2 separate regions of the Mus musculus genome follow, and region 2 is linked to region 1. A link is a loop called in an ENCODE intact Hi-C map of the cell type or tissue named here. Cell type or tissue: left cerebral cortex. All regions are shown on one strand.

The links. Peaks named below come from ENCODE experiments on the same cell type or tissue, not always from the same donor. Only the 100,000 strongest peaks of a DNase experiment are listed, where the experiment ranks them.
Region 2: a loop joins it to region 1, with 4 times the contacts of the local background. A loop is called at or near these places in 25 of 42 quality-filtered maps.

What each region holds. Positions count from the first base shown.
Region 1 is chr15:76,548,071-76,553,070 of GRCm38, forward strand. No RefSeq gene overlaps it. Among named protein-coding and RNA genes, the nearest start is that of Gm35739, 6.9 kb to the right of the region's middle. In left cerebral cortex, CTCF peaks have their summits at 2,251 (motif pointing right) and 4,835 (motif pointing right); DNase peaks (open chromatin) are centred at 2,247 and 4,836.
Region 2 is chr15:76,605,162-76,610,161 of GRCm38, forward strand. Cpsf1 (cleavage and polyadenylation specific factor 1) reads right to left here and starts at 2,430. Exons shown (of 37, transcript NM_053193.2): 1 at 2,174-2,430. The coding sequence starts at 2,317. In left cerebral cortex, a CTCF peak has its summit at 2,533 (motif pointing left); a DNase peak (open chromatin) is centred at 2,461; H3K4me3 peaks cover 1,173 bases; H3K27ac peaks cover 517 bases.

The sequences.
Region 1 (5,000 bases):
AATATCGAAGAAAGTTAAAGGCGTGGTGGTACACACCCTTAATCCCAGCTCGTGGGAGATAGAGATGATGTTTGTCTTTCTCATTTTTATGGAGGGCTGGGGAGATGGCTTTGCATTAATCATAGGGTCATAGTTCTGTGCCATGGAAAATGCTTGAGCAGCATCCTGAGGAGGGGAGGGAGTGGTTATGATAAGAGGTAGACAGCAAGATTATGTCATCACACGGAGACAGAGAGAGAGCTCCAGTGGAGAGACGGGCACTGATGTCGGTGGTAAGAGTTGATATCCCTAAGACAATGCCATTCAAAACTTAATGGAAGAGTCCAGTTGAATCAGGTTAAGTATGAGAGGGGCAAAAAGAATAATGCCAGAGAGTAGTGCTGGAGAGGTAGTTACCAGAAAACACCTTCAGACCACGGTCTCCCACAGATGGTGACAAGAAGAGATGAGGAGCTGTAGGGACGGCTGCAGAGCTGGGAAACAGTGAAGTGCAAAACGGATATTTTTGTTGTTATGTTTGATTTTTTTCCCCTTTCTTTATTTTGAGGCAAGGTCTCATGTAGCCTAGGTTGGCCTCAGTCTCACTATATAGCCCAGCTAACTTTGAATCCCTGAGCCTTAGTTTCTCAAGTGCTAGGATTACAGGTATATGCCAGCACCACTGGCTCACAATGGCCAAAAATGAAACCACGGCGTGACTTCAGAAGGACAGATAAGGGCTGGTGAGATGGCTAAGTGGTTAAGAGCACTGACTGCTCTTCCAAAGGTCCTGAGTTCAATTCCCAGCAGCCACATGGTGCCTCACAACCATCTGTAATGAGATCTGACACTCTCTTCTGGCCTGTCTAAAGATGGCTACAGTGTACTTATGTAAAATAATAATTATTTGGGCTGGAGTGAGCAGGGAGTGAGTGAGCGGATTTGACCAGAAGGACAGATAAGTCTGAGGGGAATGATGGTAAAGATGAGGGGGAAACTGAGCCAGGAGAGGAGCCATGTTGGGGTGAGTTGTTAAAGACAATGTTGTGATTCAAGGTGTCCAGGAATATTGTAAGTCTCCCTGATGGCGCAAGTCTAGGATAAATATTCTAAACTGGATTGGGTCTTATAGGATGTCCCTGGAATAAGAGAAACCTTGAAAAATTATATCCTAGAACTTTGAAGGTGAGAGAAAGAATCTTGGCTACCCATTAAAGTCTGGTGGTGTTCAGGTAGGTTTTACCTGGATCTCATTGGAATAGGAAGCAGGCATATCTCAGAGTGACAGGTATATGGTATTACTGACAGGTTAACGAATGGTGACAGGCCTACAGTGGCTGGCTGCTTGGAGACAGGAGGAGGACTAGATCAGTTATGACCCAGGCAGCTCCAAGTGGCCTTTTCTCTTTAGATGGTATAAGGGGCAATCCCAAACTGTGGGGTTCTGCTCTTCCCACTAGTCAGTGAATGCCTTGCTCCTCTGTCTCAGTGACATGTTGAACCTAGCAAGAGATCTGCCTGGAACAAGGACCTGCTGTAAAGGGCTTTGAAGGGACTGGGTTTGTTGGGGGGGGGGGTTATAAATCGCAATGGTAGGAAGTGTAGGCCAAGTCTTGAGTCAAATGAGAAATCTCTCAAGGATTAGATTAGCCTTCTCCATCTTCCCAGGAGATAGAAGGTACCAAGCAGCTGAGATGATATTTAAAGTGCTTTACGTTCTTCGGGCATCACGGAAGTTAAAGCCAGACTGGGTACTGCGAGCAAGGAATGCCTGTAATCCTAGCACTCAGGAGGCAGAGGCAGGGGGATCACTACAAATCCCAGGCTGTCCTGCCTCAAAAAATTCAAAGAGGGGACTGGGGAGAGGAAGAACAGAAGAAGACAGTAAAATAAAGGTGTGTGGGGGGGAATGGAGGGACAGAGAGAGGGGGGGGGAATAAGGTAAAACAGCCAGGGTATTATCAGGTAGTAGGGACTGAGGGAGCTCAAAACAACAAATCACATATCCTATGAGCAAAGTGGTTGTATCTCAGACCCACTGCATGTTACTGGTGCTTCTATCTGTCTGATGCAGGCATTTTCCTGAACTAGTAGATATTTCAGTCCCTTGTACATGATATGTGTTAAATTTATTTGCCAGTCTTCCCCCTGCATAGCTCCCTTATGTTGAATAGGCCACAAAATGCTTCAGGGTCTTTGGCTTCCTCAGATCGACAACACAAATGACCAACTTTAGAATCATACCACAAGGTGGAGCTAGAGAGTTAAGAGCATTTGCTGCTGCTCTGGCAGGGGACCCAGCTTTGGTTTCTAGCGTCCACATGGTGGCTCACCACCATCAGTTACTCCTGTTCCAGAGGGATTCTTTTTGTTTGTTTGTTTGTTTGGTTTTTTGAGACAGGGGTTTCTCTGTATAGCCCTGGCTGTCCTGGAACTCACTTTGTAGACAAGGCTGGCCTCGAACTCAGAAATCCGCCTGCCTTTGCCTCCCACTTCTGACCTCCTCAGGCACCAGACATGCATACAATACACATACACACACGCAGGCAAAATAGATATACACCAAAAATGAATACATATTAAGGGGGATAAAAGGACTGGCAAGGCTGGGCGTGGTGTTGCACGCCTTTAACCCGAGCACTCGGGAGGCAGAGGCAGGCGGAGTTCGAGGCCAGCCTGGTCTACAGAGTGAGTTTCAGGATAGCCAGGGCTACACAGAGAAACCCTGTCTTGAAAGAAACAAAAAAACAAAAACAAACAACAACAACAACAAAAGGACTGGAAAGAGGGTTTAGTAGGTAAAAGGCACTTTGTCACCAAGCCTGATGACCTGAGTTTGGTCCCCGGGTTCCACATAGTTAAGGGGAGGACCAAGTCTCATGAGTTGTATGTCATAGGCACACAGAATTTAAAAAGGAAGGAAGGGAGGGAGGGAGGGAGAAAGGAAGGAAGGGAGGGAGGGAGGGAAAGGCAGGTAGATCACTGAGTTTGAGGCCAGCCTGGTCGACACAGAAAAACCCTGTCTCAAAAACAAAACAAAACAAATGAAACAACAAAAGAAAGAATGAGACCACAGGTCTGGGGGGATTGTTATACCTGTAATGAGGAATTCAATTGGAAGTTGGGGGGCCCTGGTCCCCAGATTCATGGCCTGATGAAAACTGTCCCATTGGGAAGATGCAGGGAGCAGGAGTTTACTGTACTGGGCTTTGTGTATCCATCCCTCTGGGGCGGCTTTGCAGCAGCTCTGATCTAAAGCCCATGAGTTTCCTGTTGGGGGGAGGGGGTATTGTAGAAGAAGGATTGGGAACTAAGGCAGCCTGGAGTGGGAGTCATGTCAGAATAGTCTTCTCTGTGGCTTTGCAGTGTGTAAGAGCTTCCTGGGTTGGAAGCCAGATGACATCTAATACGGTCAGAATCTCAGTGGCATATTTAAGAGGGCATTATGGGCAGTGAGGAAACCCCTCTCTCTCCAGGTGACTGCACAGGTACAGAAAGCATGGGCTGAGGCATCGCTAAATGGTGTCCCATTTGTGCCCCTAGCTGGAAAGTTCTAGTGAGAGCAATTACTTCTTCTCTGGAGGCTGATGCAGAATTACCCCCAAAGCACCCACATTCTATCACCTTTGTGAAACTCACGGTTGTATTCCCTGAAAAGTCTGTGTCGTACCTCCATAAGCCATCTCTGTCTGTGAACAAAGTAGCCTCGGAAGGAGGCTCATCCTATAAGGCTTATTATCTATTACTGCAGGTGAGGCGGAGTCTCTCCACACAGAAAAGCTGCAGGGTCCTCAGGATTAGGATCTGCCAGTAAAGGTAGTAGGATTTAAGTTTGGTGGGAATTATAGCAGGCTCTGGGGGTTGTTTTGTCTTGTTTTGTCTTTTAGTCTTTTGAGACAGGGTTTCTCTGTGTAGCCCTGGCTGTCCTGGAACTCACTCTGTAGACCAGGCTGGCCTCGAACTCAGAAATCCGCCTGCCTCTGCCTCCCAAGTGCTGGGCTTAAAGGCGTGCGCCACCACTTAAAATCAAGACTGTTATATCTTTTAAAAGGGGGAAGCGGAGAGGGTAGGAACAAGAGCTGAAGAGACAACCTTCACTGGATCTGCAGTTTAGATACACTGCCCCTAGCAGTTACACAGGACCACAGAGGAATGGAAGTTTGTCTACCGAAGAGGTGAAGAGGCCGATCAAGTGGGTTTGTTGACCAGGCTTGTCATTAGTACTACTGAGGAGGATTGAGTACTGGAATGTTAACAAGAGAGGGCGGTCATCACAGAAGAAAAAGAAACACGACCCCTGTACTAATAAGGAATATAATTTGGAATCTGGAGAAATCTGGAGTAAGAATGCTTACCATTCAAGGTAGAGGACTGAAGAATGACTCTCACCCTCACTGGGCAGCCTACAATCACTTGTAAGTTCAGCTTCCAGTCTCTAGCTTCTCTGGACACTTGCCCTGGTCAGATATACATTTTAAAGAAAAGAATGTAACTTTGATTCTTGCAATATCTAATGAAAAAATAGAAGAGCTCGCACAACCCCAGGGTCTCATCAGTACTCAGAGGAAGAGGGATGCCCTTCTTTTTGGGCTCCTTATGGTCCAGGAATTTGTCCTTTTTCAGGTTCAACCTGTGTGAGGTCGTCAGATATGAGCCGGCCTTCCCTCACAAGAGAGAAAGGACATTACTGCTTCCAAGGGTTTCCCACTTTGATGATTGTACTTGACGCCAGAAGAGACTCAGTAACTTTGAACTCTCCCAGCAGAAATATCAGCTGATCAATAACAGGAAAGAATCCTTTGACCGGAGGCTTAGTTAGTGCCTGCAGACTGAACTGAGTGGCCACTAGATGGCGCTCTAGAATCTCCTGAGCAGAAGAGACAGTGAGGCTTTCAAGGTCTCTGCTTAGTCATTAAAAACCTTGAAAGCGCCAGGTGTTGAAGGCACATGCATTTAGTCCCAGGCCAGTTAGGGCTGTACAGAGAAACCCTGTTCAACGGAACAAAATCAAAACAAAATGC
Region 2 (5,000 bases), 57 kb after region 1:
TTTAGAGCACTGGCTGCTCTTCCAGAGGACCCAGGTTCAACTCCTAGCATCTACATGCTGCTTAAAAACTCCACTCCAAGCTAGGCAGTGGTGGTGCACGCCTTTAATCACAGTACTTGGGAGGCAGAGGCAGGAGGATTTCTGAGTTTGAGGCCAGCCTGTTCTACAGAGTGAGTTCCAGGACAGCCAGGGCTACACAGAGAAACCCTGTCTTGAAAAAAACAAAAACCAAACAAACGAAAAAAACAACAAAAAAACTCCACTCGAGGTGATCCAACACCCTCACACAGACAAATACATGCAGGCAAAACACCAATGCACATAAAATAGTCACTTCAAAGAATAAACAAAGAACAGAGACTAGAATGATGACTCAGAGGTTAAATAAAGAACACTCATCTAAAGGATGGAGATTCGGTTCCCAGCACCCATGTGGCAGCTTACAACCATCTGTAAACATGACCACAAGTACTTCAGATACTCATAGACACAAAAATAATCTAACAAGTAAAATTGAAAACAAATCTTTAAAATTCTTGCTTTCTACCAGTCACAGCTCCAATTCTTTGCTGCTCTCTGGACAGGTCTTCTTCCAACCAGCTATCTGATCCTCTGCTACCAATTCTCCACAGGACTCAACCATCCCCAATGCCTCTGTCCCTGCACCACTTTGTCACAGTCATTTAAGACTCAAGAGTAGAGCCACAGGGCCCACTTCCAAAATGTTATCCTCCCAGCCACATTTCTCCCAACTCTTAGGTGACTGTCTGCTCCTGTCACCTCACTTCTATACCCCCAACAGCCATCTCCACCTCAGGGAATAGTGACAGCATCCCTGTAACTGCTAAGACCAAATCCAGACCTGTTGCCCAGAACAGTGACAGATTCTTGGCATTACCTTGAGCTCCTTTCAAACTCCACCTCTATCAATCCTGAACTGTCATAGCTGCACTGGTCCAGGCCACCATCTTGCCTAATGGCTACAGCCACTTCTTGACCATCTTTCTTGGACCTCTCTCCAACATAAGTTGGGTAAGATTATTTCATTGCCAAAACTTCCTGCTTGGAGAGTGTGTTGTGGAGGCCCTGCCCTGTTACTTCTTACCCGTTCTTTCCCTTCCTTCCTCCTTCCCTTAGCCTCTACCACAAAAACTTAACTTTCCTTGAAACCCCTTTGCCTAACTCCCACATACTTCCCCCACACTTCCTTGTCTATTTAAAACACATCTTCTATGAAGGTGAGATTTCCCTGTCCAGTTCTGCCACCCCAGTAAACTGCATGTTGGCAGTAATGCACAGCCATCAAAAGCACTTGTTGCTCTTACAGAGGACCCACTTGATGGCACAACTATCCATAATGCTGACCTCCATGGACACCAAGAATGCATATGGTGTACATACATATATACAAGCAAACACAAATGAATATGAATAAGTCTAATTTTTTAAAAAAAGCATCTGCCTTCTTGGCTTTTTTGCTTTGTTTTTAGACAAGAGGTTCACTATGTAGCCCTAGATGGCTTGGAAATAGTTTAAACTGGAACACCCAGAAATCTGTCTGCTTCCACCTGGGATTAATGGATCGAACTGGGATTAAAGAGCCACGGAAATTGCCTTTTTTTTGGGGGGAGGGGGGGAGGGCTTCCTGAACCGCTTGCTGTCTCTCTAGCAACCAAAACACCCCCGTTATCAATGTACTGATGAATTCATTCCACATTACTACATCTACTGACAATAGTCTGTCCCCGAGAAACATCCAGCCTTGCTCCTTTAGGAAGAAACGTTCTTCCACAACAAATCTGCTCAATCTCAGAAAGAGCTCTGGTTGTTTTGTACAGAAACACCCAGTCTCCTTCATTGGGTCTTACTCCTAGAGAGACACTGTGGCCGTCTGTGTGTGGCAGTATTGACTTCCTAAAGAATCATCGCCCTCAAGGGTTCACTGGCTTGTCTTTGCTGCTAAGCTCGTGGAAGGTGTGCAACAATCTCCTGAAAATCGATCTCCAAAGAACAAGCAGTAGACCGCGGGCAGAGGTGTCCGGGCAGGGTAGGATGAGGCCAAACAACGAGGCAGCGATGAACTGGCTCTGGGGCCCAAAGACCCTTGGCAAACCTCAGCTCCTGCACTGGGGAACCTGCCGAATGACTGCGGCACTGCCTCGACACGGCCTACCTCGGCGTCGCGGTTCAGGCGGTACACATAGAGCTGCGAGGTGCCGGCCACCACGAGGTTGCGCTCACTGTTGTTGAAGAAGTTGCAGTACATGGTAAACTCCAGCCCGGTGGGCGGGTGCGCCTGCTTGTACACCGCGTACATGTCGCCGCCACTGTCACGCCGGAGCCGCCGACTCGGGGGACAGGGACGGCAGCGGACTCGGTCCGGCCGCGCGCGCCAACCCAGCCACCGGGTTCCGAAGTACTGCGCCTGCGCTTCCTGCCCGGACCGCCTTCTAAGAGGACCAGGTGGTTGAGAAGCAGGGTTCCGGGCCGCTTCGCATCTGCGCCTGCGCGCCGTGGCTGCGAGCGAAGAGCGGCCCCTAGTGGCCTAGCTTGATAAGAACTGACGAGCAAGCGTGGTGGCACATGCCTTTTATCCCAGCACTTGAGAGAGGCAGGCATATTTCTGAGTTCAAGGCCAGCCTGGTCTACAGAGTGAGTTCCAGGACAGCCAGGGCTACACAGAGAAACCCCGTCTCGAAAAAAAAAAACAAGAAAGAAAGAAAGAAAAAAAAAAAGGACTGATGAGCCTCGTCACAGAGCTGGAGGGTGCTGGACCTCTGCTTCCTTCTGTTCTGTACCCTTCAAGACTTGCCTCATTAGCTAAATCCCAGAAAATAAAACAAGGGTATATAGGCTTGGAAAAGGATACAGAAACATGCAATATCGCCACCCCACTCTGTAGATGAGGTGATGTGGTAGATCACCCCTGTATCACACTAAAGATCTCTTTTTAATTGACTCTAGCTGCATATGTATCAAAAGGTGGCCTAGTTGGCCATCACTGCAAAGAGAGGCCCATTGGACTTGCAAACTTTATATGCCCCAGTACAGGGGAACCCCAGGGCCAAAACGGGAGAGTGGGTGGGTAGTGGATTGGGGGGGTGGGTATGGCGGACTTTTGGGATAGCATTGAAAATGTAAACGAGGAAAATACCTAATAAAAATAAAATAAAATTTAAAAAAAAAGATCTCTTTTAAAAAGTATTTTGTTGGCTGGGCAGTGGTGGTGTAAGCCTTTAATCCCAACACTTGGGAGGCAGAGGCAGAGGCAGGCAGATTTCTGAGTTTGAGGCCAGCCTGGTCTACAAAGTGAGTTCCAGGACAGCCATGGTTATACAGAGAAAACTTTTCTTAAAAAAAAACAAAAACAAAAACAAAAAACAAAAACAAGCAAGCAAAAGAAATTATTTTTTTTTCTTTTTCTTGATTTTTGAGATGAGGTCTCAACTACATAGCCCTGGCTGTCCTGAAACTCTGTAGACCCAACTAGCCTCGAATTCAGAGTCTACCTCCCAAGCCCTGGGACGAAAGCTGCCCAGACATGCTGGCACATATATACATAATTTTTTAAATATTTATTTTATGTATATGATACACTATAGCTGTACAGATAGTTGTGAACCATCATGTGGTTGCTGGGAATTGAACCCAGAACCTCTGCTTACTCCAGCCCCAGAGATTTACTTATTATTATATGTAAGTACTCTGTAGCTGTCTTCAGACGCACCAGAAGATGGAGTCAGACCTCATTACGGATGGTTGTGAGCCACCACCTGGTCGCTGGGATTTGAATGCACGATCTTCAGAAGAGCAGCCAGTGCTCTTAACTGCTGAGTAATGTCTCACCAGTCCTACATAATTTTTAAAATAAAAATCTTTCTGGGCTACACAGAGAAATCCTGTCTCAAAAAAAAAAATCTTGAAAAACAATACTCTTAAAATCTGTGACATCGGGCTGGTGAGATGGCTCAGTGGGTAAGAGCATCTGACTGCTCTTCCAAAGGTCCGGAGTTCAAATCCCAGCAACCACATGGTAGCTCACAACCATCCACAACCATCTGTAACGAGATCTGACTCCCTCTTCTGGAGTGTCTGAAGACAGCTACAGTGTACTTACATATAATAAATAAATAAATAAATCTTAAAAAAAAAAAATCTGTGACATCAAACAAACAAAAAAGCCGGGCATGGTGGTGCATGCCTTTGATCCCAGCACTTGGGAGGCAGAGGCAGGCAGATTTCTGAGTTCAAGGCCAGCCTGGTCTACAAAGTGAGTTCCAGGACAGCCAGAGCTATACAGAGAAACCCTGTCTTGAAAAATACCATAAATAAATAAATAAATAAATAAATAAATAGACCTGTGACATCATACGTCACATGTAAACCCCCAGCACTCTCAAGGACTATGCACATTTGAGGCCAGTCTGGTGACCCAGTGAGACTCTGAGTTATGAAGAAATTGATCAACATTCCTCCTGGAGACAGGTTCTTAAGACTCCAGAAGTAGGGCTGGAGAGATGGCTCAGTGGTTAAGAGCACTGACTGCTCTTCTGAAGGTCCTGAGTTCAAATCCCAGCAACCACATGGTGGCTCACAACCACCCATAATGAGATCTGAACCCCTCTTCGGGTGTGTCTGAAGACAGCTACAGTGTACTTACATATAATAAATAAATAAATTAAAAAAAAAAAAAGACTCCAGAAGTAAACAGTAGAAGGTTCAAGAATTCCCGAAACTACCAGAGGGAGCTCTTAACACCTGCAGCTCTGGGGTGAGAGTGGTCATACAGGCAGGGAGAGCTTTGTGTGGTTGGTTTGTTTGTTTGTTTGGTTGGTTGGTTGTTTTTTTTTCCCCAGACATATCTCAGTTAGCCTAGACTGTGCTGGCTACAGGGACTGGCCTGGAACTCAGAGATCTGCCTGCCTGAAGTCCTATAGAATTATTTATTTATTTTCTGTATACAAGTACACTGTAGCTGCCCTCAGACACACCAGAAGAGG